Regions from separate parts of the Homo sapiens genome. Here all the other regions are linked to region 1. The links are chromatin contacts, found by Hi-C in ENCODE. All regions are on one chromosome and are shown on one strand. The core of a region is the stretch at or near the end of the contact, and the rest is flanking DNA. Distances in the headings are between cores, read along the strand shown.

The links. A loop is a pair of places that touch in the nucleus more often than their neighbours do. Pooled maps may share reads with other maps.
Region 2: a loop to region 1 is called in a pooled map, with 9 times the contacts of the local background. The contact joins the promoter of RIC8B here to the promoter of APPL2 in region 1. A Hi-C loop is called at or near these places in 9 of 50 pooled maps.
Region 3: a map of sigmoid colon shows a loop between it and region 1 (5-fold over the local background). The contact joins the promoter of CKAP4 here to the promoter of APPL2 in region 1. A Hi-C loop is called at or near these places in 2 of 168 maps with a recorded cell type or tissue (naive thymus-derived CD4-positive, alpha-beta T cell and sigmoid colon) and 12 of 50 pooled maps.

The regions. Positions count from the first base shown.
Region 1 is chr12:105,233,533-105,238,537 of GRCh38, forward strand. It overlaps APPL2 (adaptor protein, phosphotyrosine interacting with PH domain and leucine zipper 2), which reads right to left and starts at 2,642. Exons shown (of 21, transcript NM_018171.5): 1 at 2,427-2,642. The coding sequence starts at 2,480. RefSeq lists silencers at 2,221-2,470, 2,521-2,660 and an enhancer at 2,525-3,025.
Region 2 is chr12:106,771,709-106,776,713 of GRCh38, forward strand. It overlaps RIC8B (RIC8 guanine nucleotide exchange factor B), which reads left to right and starts at 2,974. Exons shown (of 10, transcript NM_001330145.2): 1 at 2,974-3,121. The coding sequence starts at 3,038. It overlaps LOC100287944 (a long non-coding RNA gene), which reads right to left and starts at 3,123. Exons shown (of 4, transcript NR_040246.1): 1 at 2,982-3,123. RefSeq lists enhancers at 2,123-2,674, 3,445-3,494 and a silencer at 2,885-3,114.
Region 3 is chr12:106,245,852-106,250,856 of GRCh38, forward strand. It overlaps CKAP4 (cytoskeleton associated protein 4), which reads right to left and starts at 2,169. Exons shown (of 2, transcript NM_006825.4): 1 at 1,518-2,169. The coding sequence starts at 2,000. LOC124903008 (a long non-coding RNA gene) reads left to right here and starts at 2,421. Exons shown (of 2, transcript XR_007063443.1): 1 at 2,421-2,908; 2 at 3,820-5,005. RefSeq lists silencers at 1,315-1,404, 2,065-2,374, 2,405-2,744.

The DNA of each region.
Region 1 (5,005 bases), core at 1,392-3,891:
CATCCTGTGCAATCACATTACTGAAGCAACTCTCAAAATTACTCTTCATAAAACTAGAAGAAACACACAATAGATGGTTTATTAGGATCTTTTCCTTTTAGTGAAACATTTTAGGTCACTGATGACAGAAAAGCCCGGTGCTAGATAGCTGGGCTAACTTGAACCATATCCCTAGTACAGGCAAGTTGCCTGGGTTCCAGTCCTGGCTCTGTCACTTTATGGTGTATAATTCTAAGCAAATTACTTCTCTGCTCCTTAGTTATTTAAATAGAGAATGTACTTCAAGACTATTGGGAGGATTGAGTGAGTTAATATATGTAAAGCATTTAGAAGAGTCCCTGGCACATAAAATCCATGAAACAGGCATTTGCTATTGTTTTTATGCTTTGCACATAAAATGAAGGGGATGGATTAGATTCCTTCCAGTTCCAAGTCTAGGAGTCACCTTGGGAGTAAAGCTACATTAGGCACAGGTCACATACAAGAGAGTAGTATATAAATATGCTCTGATGATCATTAAAGACCTTCTTAAAGTCAGCTTCCATTCTGCACAACAGCACCATCAAGAGCCCTCTTAAGGGTGATGGCCAAGTCTCAAAAGCAATGACAAATAAACTTCCTATATTAAAAGGAACATATTAAATAAGAATGATAATATCTCTAAACCTCCTCTGCCACATACAAGTTCAAAGTTATACACCATGTAGATATGACAATGTTAACTCTAAAGCACCTTGAAGATCACCTGCTCCCTCCCTGTCTCTCATTCTGTAGATGTTCTGTAGATTAGGAAACTGAGCCAGCTACAGGGTGGAGATGAAGAGACTCACCCACATCACATCCTAAGTGAGCGTGAGAGCCAGAATTAGAACCCAGGTCTCCTGACTTGCTCTACAGTCCTGTCTACTTCCTCACAGCTGGGCAAATCCTTTAAGCCACTCACAAACAGTGTATATTCCTTTATGTTAGAGCTGGAAATTAAGAATATGATCTGTTTGTGAGGACAACATCAAGAATCAGTTAGTATAATCACTGTAACCTGGCTTAGGCATCACCATGTAGGTTAGAAAAGCAGGATATTTCTGTGCACCTCAGTTTCCATAAGTGCAAGGCAAACAGAGATCCTTGTTCAAAGTGATCATTTAAAATCTCACATTGCTATCTTCAGATTCCACACAACAGATATGAACATGGACAAAATGCCTTCTACCAAGGGCTTTAGTCTGATTAAAATGCCAGGAGTCTACAGCCATATAAAAAAGGGAGGCCTTGAAAAAGTCGTCCAGAGGATGCAAACTTACCAAAAAACAAAACAAACAAACAAAAAACACACACACAGCTTGCTTCCAGTTCCTTACTTATCTACACTAGGAGGATCACAAAAAATGAACAAAAGACACCTATGCATACAGCCCTTCGGACTTATTCTGAACTGTCGATGTAGGTAAATCCATACAAGGATCATCCTGGGAAGTATTATTCACTTAGAAGAAAAAGGGAAGGAACCCCAAAAGAGAGGGGAAAGTGTGAAACGAAAATAGGTTAATCTTATTCTAAGTTTTCAAGAGTTGAGACACTAGGAAATAAAGGCACTTATTTAAATAAACCCGGGATGCTGAACCAGGAGTGTAGGTACGAAGCTGGAGAAATGTTAAACAAAGGAGAACAAAAGACCCCTGGGGAAAGATGTGCTGAATTATGAACTAATGTCATCCTGCACTCATTTGCTATATTTACACACCAGTTTTCATCTGCAGAGCTCAAAGGACTTGACTCTCATCTCGAGTGTGCTAATGAAGTTCCCTTGTGCGACAAATGGGGCAGGTACTGTATTTTTCTCTTCACTAATGGGAAAACGGTGCCAAAAGGAGGCCTGGTACCGCCGGAAAAGAGATCCAGGCCCTCTGCCTCTCATTCTGGCTGGCACAAGTCTCATCACATCATTAGGAGTAGCAGTAATAAGACTGACTCATTATCTGTACCGGACATTGTCTGCTGACAACTTTACAGGTATTTCTCATTGACTTCTCCTAACAACCCTATGAAGCAGGCACAATTATTATTCCTATTTTACAGACGACAAAACTAAGGCACAATAAGGTGGTTTTCCTGAGGCACTCAGCTACTACATGGAATCAAAGTTTAGATCTCGCAGACTCAGTTGCAGCTGAGCTTGCAGGGGGGTCACGACATCAAGACTCCGGCCGCGGGGCTCTCTCCCCTGTTCCACAGCTCTGCCCCGGCTCAGGACTCAGGGCCCGGCCCGCCCCCTCCTCAGCCCGAGAGAACCCGGTGGGAGGCGCCGCGAGGGGGCCGGGCGCACTCCCGCGGCTGCCCGGCCGGGGGCGCGGCCTCCACTCCGGGGCTGGAGGGGCCTCCTCGGCCTCACCCCTGCGGGCGAGGGGCACCGGAGCGGCGGGAGGTACCTGGGGGCTGTCCTGCAACGCCTCCTCTAGCAGGAGCTTGTCCACGGCGGGCATGGTGCGGCGCGGCTCAGCCGAGGGCTGGGTTGGAAGGACAGAGGGCAGGAGACGCGGCGGCCGAGAGCACTCCCCGGCTCTGGGCTCAGGCGACGCGGCGGCCACTCCGTGCCCGCGGCGGCCCCGCGCGCGTCCACGCCTGGCCAGTGGCCGCCGCCGCCTGCCCGCCGGCCCAGCCCCCGGCCGAGCCGGATCAACAGGAAGTGTGGCGCGCCCGGCAGGGAAACCGGAAGTGTGGTGAGCTCCGGTCCCGACACCGGAAATGTGGCGCCCGCGCTTCCGCCTGCGCTCGCCGGCTCGCGGGGAGCGGGGGGCTCTGGGTGCCAGTCCCGTTGCTGAGGGAACCCTTCGGGTGTTTGTTCTCTGTGCTGAAGGTCCGTCAAGTCAATGCATATGAAGTCCAAAAGAGGAACTCGAGGGTAGAAAGATAAGGTTTTATCTGCTTATGGCTACCCAGAAAGCCTTTTGAGTTGAAGGAGCGAACAGATTTTTTCTTTTAATGGAAGGAAAAACCCACACTTCCCACACCACTTTTTCTAGATAAATTTCGACGCCCCTGAAACAGCTCTGAGAGCAAAGAGGTCGCCTATGCTATGGGAACAAAGAAAAGAGGAGAAAAGCTGGATAACTGACTCGTCTGTGATAATCAGAAATAACCACTTTGGAAACCACAGCTATTTGATGTGGTCATAATTAGGTCTCGTCCTCCTGGTTTATGTTTTGTGATTTTGGAGAATTTCATAATCAAATGTTTAGAATTGGAAGGGCTAGATAATCTAGGTTCCAGTGTTGTCATTTAGAGATGAGAAAATGGGACCCAGAGAAATAAGTGGTCTGCCCAGGGTCAGTTAGTAAACGCCAGAGGAAGAAAAGAAGGAAGGGAGAGGGATGGAAGAAGACTGGCAAGTGGAACGTGACACCTTTTTACACGGAAGGCAAGGGTTTCTGAAGTTCCTTCTTTAGAAGTTAATAAGACTGGCCGGGCGTGGTGGTTCACGCCTGTAATCCCAGCACTTTGGGAGGCCGAGATGGGTGGATCACGAGGTCAGGAGTTCAAGACCAGTCTGGCCAAGATGCTGAAACCCCGTCTCTACTAAAAATACAAAAATTAGCCGGGCGTGGTGGCATGCGCCTGTAATCCCAGCTACTCGGGAGGCTGAGGCAGAAGAATCACTTGAACCCGGGAGGCAGAGGTTTCAGTGAGCCGAGAGGGCACCACTGCACTCCAGCCTGGGCAACAGAGCAAGACTCCGTCTCAAAAAAAAAAAAAAAAATCATGCAGTATGTGTGTCACCAAAATCAACAGAGGGGATATGGTAATATATAAATTCTGCATTCTGCAGAGACCTCTTAGGTATATCAAGACCCAATCTGCATTGCTGACACCTCTGACAGTCTAGTATAGTAGCATGCTGCCTGATCACTTGAAAACTCCAAGGCCATTATTCCCTTGGTCTGGCCAGCGCCAACCTGACCTGAACCATTTTATGGCCTCCATCTACCATATTTTCCTCCACAGTATTCTTTCTTCCCTATTCTTTCTTGCCTCCACCATACTCTTGTCTTCCCTATAGGTGGAATCATGCTCACACCATATTTCTTCCCTTTCCTCTATTTTATACCGCCTGCCATTCAGTTCATTTTACCTCATCCAGTGTCCCAGACTCTCTTCTCACTGAAATCTAATTCCTCACGGCCAGACTCATGCTCTTCCTTCATCCTGATTGCGAGAACAGTACAAGGATAGTATTATACCCAGGGAAATAAATGTGCACATTTTAATTTGAAAATATGCATTACAAGAAGTTAGTGCCCTCAGAACCCTTGAAAGGGCTCAGACAGCCCCTTGGGAATCACAGCATTTTTCATGTACCACCTCATCTTCTAATTAAAGTTACTTTTCTTCAAATACTAGTATTCAACATTCAAAAATTGTTTAAGCTATCCCATTACTTTTCTGCATTTTCTTGCTACATTATGGGCTAAACAGCCTTAGTGGGATTTCTTGGAACTTAAGAACTGTTTACAACATTGTTTCTATGGGAAAATCTATCCCAAATTCAAAACAACTAAGTTACAAAAGTAGATCTGGAAATACAACACATGCATAAATGGTTTTAATTTATCTCATTTGTTAATTCATCCAATCATTCATTCATGTATTAAATATAGACTGCTCAGTGTTAAGCACTGTCTCCCACTTGTTTGATTCTCATTTAAATTCTGAAGGCAAATATCCTCTCCTTTGATAATCTGTGAGAAACTACATAAGAGGAATTTTTATGTCAACATGAACATTTAAAAATGTTTCATTAAAGAGTATATATCTGTTCCTATTAAACTATTATGCAGGTGGATTTTAGAAATCCACCCCACTGTCTCTGAAATCCCTGGTCAGCTGTGAAGTTGGTGACAGGAAGTATAAAGATGGACAGTCTGGAGTTGTCGTGATGTCTGAAGAGAGAGAGGATGAATTATATGGAGGTGTAACCTGTGACCCATTGAAGGCCAGTGGGGAAAAGGAC
Region 2 (5,005 bases), core at 1,724-4,223, 1.5 Mb after region 1:
TTTTATGTTATCAGAGCCCAGGGTGCTTCTAGCCCTTAACTATACCACTTATTAGCAAACTTCCTTGCTTATGAGCCAGCTAATCAATACTCTGAACTTCCCTTTTCTCTGTAAAAAAGAAAATAGTGCCTCTTATTGATCTTGCAATTTCAGCTATAGTAAGGATTAAATCAAATAATCTATGTGGAGATATTTTAAGAATTTAAAATCTCTATCCATAGATATATATAGGATTACTATATTACTGTTTGTAAGAGCAACGACTTGTGAAAAAATATTTGTTGCTTTGATTACCAAGGCTCTAAATATTAATTCCTTGCTATCATGCCACTCAAGCATCACCAGGAAGTGAAGTCAGAACAGGACTAGAGTCTCTAGTCCCTGAAAGTATCCCGTAACTAATATTCAAGGAGGTAAAGTGATGTAGTGACCTAGGACTCAGCTAGTCTAGGCTCCATTCCCAGAGTCTGCTATTGACCTTGGACAAGCCACTTAATTTTTCTGGAACCAGAGTCTCGTCAGTGGTCAAAAGATGACTTGAATTAGAGTCAAAGATCCCTTTGAGTTACAAAATCAGAATATGAACATTTAATTAAAATTACTAAAGTACAACTTCCCAAGTCATTAATTCATCTCGTTTTACATTTTTTAAATCTCTTTTTAGAAGTACAGAGTTGGAGACTAAAAACATAGCCTATTTCTGGCAAACAGACATTTCAAAGACATGTGTCTGAAATGTCAGAGACCTTCTAAAAGAATTCTAAAGAGAAACATCTCTACGGAAATAAGATACTTTGTGCTCGTTTAATATCGTCTCTGGGAGACCCTTGCTCCAAAAATAAATATATGGATACCCCCAAAGCACTTAATTCTGTACTGGACACAGAGCAGGCACCCAAATACTTTGTTAACAGCTCTCAGTTTTTGTCCCAGTTCTTGTTACTTAACTCATCTGACCCTGTTTTCTTATCTATAAAGTGGGAACAATACCTTCCCCAATGATCCATTGAGATTAGAAGTATTAAAAAGTTCTGTAAACTGTTAAAAACAATTGCAAGATGTTACTATTAGCTTAGAAAATTAGCTAACTATTCCATGACCTTACTAAAATGTGCTTTTTGGAGAGATGGATTAAAATCTTTCTGACTTAATTTATTACAGAGCACCTACCCCAATGCCTGACTCAAATATGCTCAATAAATGTTTGCTGCATGGAAAGTATAATATACAGAAAGACCAAAAGCTCCATAAACTCAGGTCCCATGTTCGTTCTTATTTCCGAATTCCCAGTATCTAGCAGAATATCTACCACAGCATAGAAGAAATTCAATCATTAGATAAATAAACTTTTGCCCCCTCTAGTTCCTCTTCAGCACAGCTCAAGAGGGAGAGACTGGTAGGGGAGACATCAAGGATGATTATGGGTAAAGGCTGCTTGGAATGGAAAACTTGAAATTACTTGGAGAATTCATCCACTTTCCATCAAAAAAAAGCTTGGGAGAGCAGAAAGAGCACAGGCTCTGAGTTCAAATTCAGTTTCCAAAAATCTGCAATTTTGATAAATTAACCAACTAACCTCTCCAAGACTCAGTTTCCTCATCTTAAAATGAGAATAACTCATATGGGTGCTCACTAGAATGGAAGCTCCATGAAGGCAGGGACTTTACTTTGGGCCCACTGTATCCACACTGCATTTAACAGCACCTGGGCACAGCACAGGCTCTCAAATATTTGTTGAATGAATGTGTATGAAATTGATTGAGCTAACACAGGTGAAGTATTAACAGAGTGCCTGACACGTAATTACCACCGGGGCAATGGGAATCTTTGTCATCACCACCACCGCTACTGTATCGGTATTATTACAGTTCCCGGAGGTCGTAGAGCGGCCGCTTCGGGGGGAAAGGCCTGGTTTCAAACCTCGACTTTCCCATTCTCTGGCCGTGTGACTTAGGATAAATTACTGAAACTATTCGGGTTCCTTTTTATTTCCACAAAAATTTGTGTTGGGAGAATTAGAGGATATAGGGAAATTACCTAAGAGAGTCTGGAGCCCCGGTGGCACGAGATGCATGCTAGAGATTAGTATTAAGGCAGAAAATCGCCGAGTCCTCTTTTATCCAGATAACTGCCTTCAATTATTTCCCACATTACTGTAGCTGAGTACATAACAAGAACGCAAATAAGGGTGGAAGGAATTCCCGAGACCGAAACCGCTAAATGAGAAAAGGGAATTAAACCGTGCTTGACAGTTCCCACCAAGGGATGGCAGTTTCCGCGACCGTCGGCCAGTCCAGCCAGCCCAGCCAGCCGAGACTGAAGCAGGACAGTCAGCGACATAACGAACAAAACCGAAGCAGACGCTTAGACCCTCCCTCTAACGGTCTCCCCGCCGCTGGCCTCAGGCGGCCGCCAGACTCCCGTTTCCGGCCCTCGCGGTACCACAGTTCCCAGCATGCCCTTGGCGGGAATTCTTTCCGGCTGGATGACTACCAATCCCAGCATGCCATTCGGCACGCCAGTAAATTAGATGGAAGAGCGGGATAGCCCCATTGCATGCAGGGAATTGCAGTCCATTTAGCGGCTGGTTCATAGATGGGCGGGGAAGAGCCGGGTTGCTCTAGTCCTTTGAGAATGATTCATAGAGGAGGGTCAGGAAAGAAGAACGGTTCAGTCTGTGAAAGCCCCCTTAAAAGACTGGACAGTTCTCCGAGGGAGGGAGAGGCAGGAGAGCAAGCAGGGCCTTGGGCCTGACTCCGCCTCGGTCCGCTAGCCAGGCCTCGACCGAGTCCTGGGCCTTGTCAGGGGCGGCCGTGAGGCGCCGGTTGCTGGGGGAGCGGTGACGTCGCGGGGTGAAAGTTGAGGGGCGGTGACGTCGGGCCGGCCCGGGCGGAGGCTGGCGGGTTGGAGGCAGGACGGAGGGAGGGAAAGAGGGAAGGAAGGAAGCTGGGAAGGAGCGAGCGGGGGCGCGAGGCGTTTACCTGGAGGCAGCGGCTTGGGCGCGCAGAGCGGCCGCGGCTCCCCCGCACCTGCGGCCATGGATGAGGAGCGCGCCCTCTACATCGTCCGGGCCGGCGAAGCAGGGGCTATCGAGCGGGTCCTGAGGGATTACAGCGACAAGGTAAAGAGTCCTGGCCCCGGGCGTGCGGTATCGCACCCCCGGGCCGCCCTCCGTGCTTGCACATCGCATCCTTCCCCACCCCCCTCATTCCGGGGATGCGCATTGCTCTCCCCCGAAAACGTTTCCGGCTTGGGCATGCGTGTTTGTGCCCCCAGCCTTTTCCATCCATGCATCCTGCATCCCACTACCCCCACTGTAGCGCCCACTCCTCTGATTCCTGGCCCAGCAGCTTGACCTCCGGTCCTCCTCTCAAGCGTGCAAGTCACACCCCCGGAATCCGTAGATGTGCATCTGTGCCCCGTGCCCCACTCCTGGATGCATAAATGCATGAGAGGCTTCCTCACCTGTATAGCATAAAAATACGTGCTTCCCTGCATAAACACGGCCCTTGACATGCATCAAATGTATCAGCAACGATGGCAGTTTCTATACGTTTAGCACTGTACGGTTTTCAAGGCATTGATGTCTCATCTATGGTCTCCTTTGATCCTCAGAGTGTTTATAGGGTAGATGGTATCATCCTCCCCATTTTATAGATGAGGAAACCGAGGTGCAAAGAGCTGAAATCACGCCCAAGGTCATGGACATATAATGTTGTAAGTGGGTGGAGAATGTAACTCCTAATGATACCTGTTATTTGTATCGCATTAACAGCTTTCCTATCCATTATCTTATTTAATCTTACAGCAATCCTGTGAGGTATTATCTGCATTTTGCAATTGAGACTCTAGATTGGTTAAGTAACTTGCCCAAGGTCATACTTGGAGCTGGTATTCCAGTTTAGTTCTTTCCACTTCACAACTCTGCGTAAAAGAGTATCTTGTTATAAATCCCAGTCACTTCTCAGAACCTCTTTCCAAGAACCGTTAGCTCTTCATTACTTTTCCTTCCAGGAATTTTACATGCTCACTTCAAAAGATAGCCTACCACACCTTTATCCTTTGGTTTAGAAGACTGCTTTATAGGAATGACTGGCGACTCCCTTCTGTGAAAACACACCCAACACCAAGTCACAACCTAGCTGTTAATGTTTTTCTTTCTTTTGCCCCCGTACATCGTCTCCCCTTCAGTGTTTGCTTTGTGTCCACCACTGCATCCATCCACTTTGTATTACTGACAATTGGTGTCTTATTTTTGAATCTTTTCCACCCGGGGCAGAAATGGCATACTGGTGGCTGAATTCCCGTTTAATCTTCCCAACAACCCTGGGAGGAGAGTGATGGTATTCCCCAATTCACAAATGATAAAATTTAGAATGATAATGTGGTCCCAAGTCCACACAGCCACTGAGAGATAGAGCTGAGATTTGAATTTACGTTGTCCAACTCCAAGTCCAGCGAGCGCTCTTTCTGCCGTACTGTGTTGCTTTCCTTGGGAAGATTCATAGGTTCTATCTATTCATATCTTAGCTCCTTCACTTTCTGATACACTTTATTGTTGAACATGTCTGCCTAATTTAGGAATAACTCATTCAATGCATAGTTGTACATATTGTGGAGATTATGATTTAACCCGATTTATTACTGCTTTCCAGAAAAGATATAAGGCAGCTTCAAACTGATTTTCAGAAGCAAGAAATGCAAAGAGAACTTGGCCATTTGTTGAATCAACTAATGTTTATTTAGCACTTACTATATGCCAGATACCCAGCAATAAATAGGAATTTGTTTCTGTAGGGGAGGAAGGAGGAAAAACCTTCAACTGGATATAATCACGTTCTTTAATATTTCTCCTTCCCTTTATGGCTAAACTAATTAGACTCCAGATTTGCTTCCTCCAATTTATCTCTTCTCATTGGTCTCCCTCCAGATTGGTATCTACTTACCACTCCTGGCCAGGTGCTGTCAGAGCTTAAATCCTGAACATCTCCAGCTCCCCTTTTGT
Region 3 (5,005 bases), core at 919-3,418, 1.0 Mb after region 1:
CCTACAGTGCCGGGATTACAGGCGTGAGCCACCACGCCCGGCCGTGCTCTGCCAGTCTTAAGAGGAAATTCCTGGTCCTGCACACTCAACAAAAGCAGAGAGCAACTTGGCAGGACAGACAGCATGCTGGGAAAAGGAGGCAGTGGCTCCGGGATCAGAAGTGGCGGGATTTTTTGTTTCAGTCTTGCAACCAACTTTCATTGAGCAATGACATAGTGGAGGGCGAATAAGATCAAAGGGGCTGTACTTGGTATGGAAAAACCACAGAAGGGTGGAAGCTAAGCACCTTCGCCTTGAGAGTTGGGTCCATCCATACCTGAAATGGACCCCTGTGGACCCTTGACGAACAGGGCAGTGGCCTAGACATTCTCGTGTGTCTGTCACTCACCAGCTGGGGACTTTGTCAACTCATTCCTCTGTCTAAACCTCAATGTTCTGCTCTGGGAAATGAAATCAAAACTGTTAGTCCTCCCTCCCAGGGTAGTTATAAGAATTAGATAATATGTGAGTGAGTAAGCATTCTAAACACCATATAAATGTGGCTAGAAGTATTATTCACCAGTATGATCTAGTATTTTTGGCCCTCCTCTTCCCCTAAAGCGGAAGTAGGGCCGGGCGCAGTGGCTCACGCCTGTAATCCCAGCACTTTGGGAGGCCGAGGCAGGCGGATCACTTGAGGTCAGAAGTTCGAGACCAGCCTGGCCAATACGGTGAAACTTTGTCTCTACTACTAATAAAAAATTAGCTGGGTATGGTGGCACATGTCTGTAATCCCAGCTACTCAGGAGGCTGAGGCAGGAGAATCGCTGGAACCTGGGAGGCAGAGGTTGCAGTGAGCTGAGATCGTACCACTGCACTCCAGCCTGGGCGACAGAGCCAGACTCCCTCTCAAAAGAAAACCCAAAAAAGCTGAAGTAGGACTACGTCAAAGGCCCACCTGGGCAGGCTGGTCCAATACAGGACAAGGGACCTAAAGATAGATGGTATTTCATTTGGACCTGCAAATGAGTAAGAATGCCAGCTCCGGGTCTATTAAAAACCCCGCTCGGATGTCTCCCACAGGCAGAGCTGAGGTGGGGCCTTGCCTGAGGCTTCCAGGGATGCGCTGGCTTCCCTTCCAACCTCCTTTTCAGACAGCTCTGCCCATTCAGCGGTTCCTAATGCAGAAAGAATGGGCTCCCCGGAGCCTGCCGGCTTCCTTACAGGTCACCGCTAATGCCCTGTGACAGGCCCTTGGCCCACCCTGCCAGGCGGGCCTGGGCATCCTCGCGGCGGCCCATCCCTCGGGGCCGATTCCTCCGCAGCCATTAACAAAGGGGGTCTGGGGACTGCCTCGGAACTAGGGGGCCGCGTGGAGTGGGATGTCTAGGCCAGGGCCCGCCAAGGAGGAGCGGCCGGCTCCCGCCTCCGGGCCTGGGCAGGCAGCGCTAGGGGCCGGTCGGGAAGCACGAAGGAGCCCGGCCGTGGGTCCGGAGGCCGCAGTCGATGGGGACAGTTGCGGGGCCGGGGGTACCCACCTTCTGCTCGACGCCCTGCAAGCCCTGGCCCAGCTCCTCCCTCTGCCGGGAGAAGTCCTGGTGGCTGCGCCGGACCTGCTGGACCTCCTCCAGGACGTGGTGGACGCACCAGCCCGAGAAAGCGGCCGCCGCCACCAGGGCGAGGTAGAAGAGAAAGTTGAGCGCCCTGCCGAGCCTGCGCGAGCAGGACGCCGAGGACGAGGCGGCGGCGGCGGCAGCGGCGGCGGAGGCGGAGGAGGAGGAGGAGGACTTGCCGCCGCCGCCGCCGCCGCCGCGGTGGCCGCCCTTGCCGTGCGCCTGGTTCTGCGGGTGCTGCTGCGGGTGCTGCTGCGGGTGCGGCGCGGGCGGCGGCGGCGGCTGCTGCGGCGCCGGCGGCGGCTTCTTCGCCACGTCATCCGCGCCGCCCGACGGGTGGGCACCCTTCTCCGAGGGGCTCGCGGCGCCGTGGCCGCCCTTGGAGCCCCTTTGTTTGGCCGAGGGCATGGCGGGCGCGGCGGCGGCTCGGGCCGCGGGCTGGGAGGCGAGCGAGCGCGGCGCGCGGCCCGGGAAACTTGCAGGGGCTCCCCCGGGACTGGGCGAGCGGCACGCGGGCGCTGCTGGCGTCGGAGCGGCGAGAGGACGCGCGGCCGGGGAAGGAGGCCGGGCCGAGGAGGCGGGAGGAGGGGGCCTGCCTCCGCCGCCGCGGCGCCGACCCCGCCTCCCGGTAAGGGAGGCCGAGCGAGCCGAGCCGGGAGAGCTTGCCACGCACGCCGGCCCGGCGGCCCCTCCTCCCCGCCGCCACGACCCCGGAGAGGGAGGGCCGGGCGGGGTCTACGGGGGCCGGGAAGCCGGCGCGGGGGTGGCTGGGCGCGGGGCGGGGTCCCGGCGGGGTCTGCGGAGGCCGGGGTGGGCACCGAGGTGGCCGCGAGGGGAGGGGAGAAGAGCGGAGCGGAGGGGAGGGGACGCGGCCGAGGTGGGGCTGGCGGCCCGGCGGGTTCCACGCAGGCTGGGGGCGGAGGGCCAGATCGACCCCAGCCGGGGCGGCCGAGCAGGGTCCACGGGGGTCGGGGATGGGCGGCCAGGCGGGGTCGGAGGGACGAAAGCCGGGGTGAACCTGCGCCGCGGGCCAAGCGCGACCCCCTCCCTTCCCGACCTGTGCGGAGAGGAGAGAAATGAAGGGGGGCGCCCAAGGAGCCCTGGCCCCGGGAGTGGGAGTCAGCGGGTGGGAACAGATCGCCCTTCCTTTCCGCTGGGAATTGGGGGACTCCCCCTGCTTTCACTCTCCCAGCCCGCCATGGGGTTGGGCCTTGTCCTTTGCCTTGGGTTTGAAGGCGGAGACAAAAAAGGCTGTCCAAAATCCAGCCAGCTTGGGAGGCATGGTTGATGCGAGTTAGCAAAGATTCTCGACTGTGGTAAGTCTGTTCAAGGGGACGCATTCACCAAGTGTCCCCGTTAGCCAAGTTAGCCTGCTGTGGCCAGCTCTTTACTTTTTCCCCCCGAAGCCCCTTCAGCTCTGTTTTCTCTTTCGGGGTCATGAAGTTTGTCCACGGCCCCTACTCCTGACAGCCTCTGGGATGGGTGCTGCGGAGGCAGCAGCAGCCACACAGAAAGAGGCAGATCAGCGTTGTCACCCCTACTTTTGTAAAAGGAAATCTGGTATTGCCAGGCTGTGTGGTTAGCGACTCACATATGTTCTCGAAATCTCACAAAAGCCCTGTGAGGTAGAAATTATTTTACCCATTTTATAGGAAGGAAATTGAGACTGAGCGAGCCGGCTTCGGATTGGCTCAAGGTCACATATAGTCATCATTCGAACCTCACTCAGTCTGCTTCTTTCTGAAGTCTGTGCAGCTTAATCACTTCAGAATGGGAAGGAAACGGGGGCCCAGGGAAGTTAAGCAACTTGCCCACTCACTCAGTCTAATTGGTGCCGGGGCAGGGACAGAACTCACTCAATTCCACTGCTTTCCCCAGTTTCTGGTGAGTGATGTGTGCCTGGCACTGTGTGCACCTGGCACTGTGTGTAGTAGGAATGCTGTTTCTTCTGTCTGTAACCTCCTCCCAGTTCTGTAAACAAAGACAAAACCATGCCCTGCCCTTAAAGCCTATAGGGTTCAAATGCCACCTCTTTGATGATGCTTTCCCTATAACACCATTTGATACCTCTCATGGGACTTAGCAAGTAATTGCAACGAGAGGCATATATGTTAGTTCAATATAGCAAACCTTTGTTGAGGGCCCACTGTGTGCCAGGTATGTCTCCCCTCCCTGAGGACTGGAAGCAACCATAGTTTATATTTCTCCTTCTTTCTCGCTTTATAAGGTGTTGCTAAAAGCCTCCAGTGAATGAATGAACACTTGTGTGCCTGCCCTCAAGGAGCCTGCACTACACTTGGAGATATATACAGAAACCTGTTGAGGGCTAACTTAGGTAAATTGGGAACATAAATGTAAAGAGATTTGGAAAGCAAACCATTGGCCTGTACATGGGCAGGCTTTGGGGGCAGAAAGACCTTGAGCAGTGCCTTGAAGAATGATTTGCATATGAGGAGAGCAGGGAGGATATTTCTGTGGCGGAAATGGGGTGAGCCCAGGACACCTGTTGGCCATGAGGGTGTGTTCTACATGTAGAGAAGAAAGAGATGAACTGGGTGGAGCGGGTCCAGATTGCAGAAGGCTATAGAAGCCAAGCTGGCAGATAGAAGAATCGCTATTAGTGTGGGAGGACAGAGTAAATTATAGCAGGTTCTGGACTAGAAATACAACCATCTGCCCCAGACAGAGAGGAACACCCTACTTCAGCTAAATACCAGGAGCTATTGTAGGAGCCTCTAGGTTCAACAGGGCACAGGTCTCTGACCTGTGGCGCGGGGAGACAGCAGAAGAAATCAGAAGACACTCATCACAGGAACCTTGTTTAAAAACTATTCAGCTGAGTTCGGGTTGTGTTGTTAAAATCTCTAGCGCGCAAAAAGAGGTTATCCCCCTTCAAGCAGTTCTCCATGTTAGGGGCAGAGGCAGTGATAACTGGTAAAGCAGCTTGCTGCCAAGATCTGGCCTTGAAAGCAAGAGCCCTACTCCTTTAGTGCTACCAAAGTGTGTGACCTTGAGAAGTATCCCTAAACTCCTCTAGATTTCAGGGTCACCCTTTCTGTAAGGTGCATCTTTAAGGACCTGTCTTATTATTAATCCGTTTCTTAGAGAAATAGTCATCTGATCCTTATCAAAAATAATTAAATGATATTTAAATTTTTAAAAATTGATCCAGGCCAAGTACAGTGCCTCACACCTGTAATCCCAACGCTATGGGAGGCCAAGGCAGGAAGATCACTTGAGGCCAGGAGTTCAAGACCAGCCTAGATAACAGCAAGACCCTGACTCCACCAAAAAAAATTTAGCTGGATGTGGTGGCACTCAGGAGGCTGAGACAGGAGGATCGCTTGAGCCTGGGAGTTCAAGGTTATAGTGAGCTATGATGGCACCACTGTACTCCAGCCTGGGCAACAGAG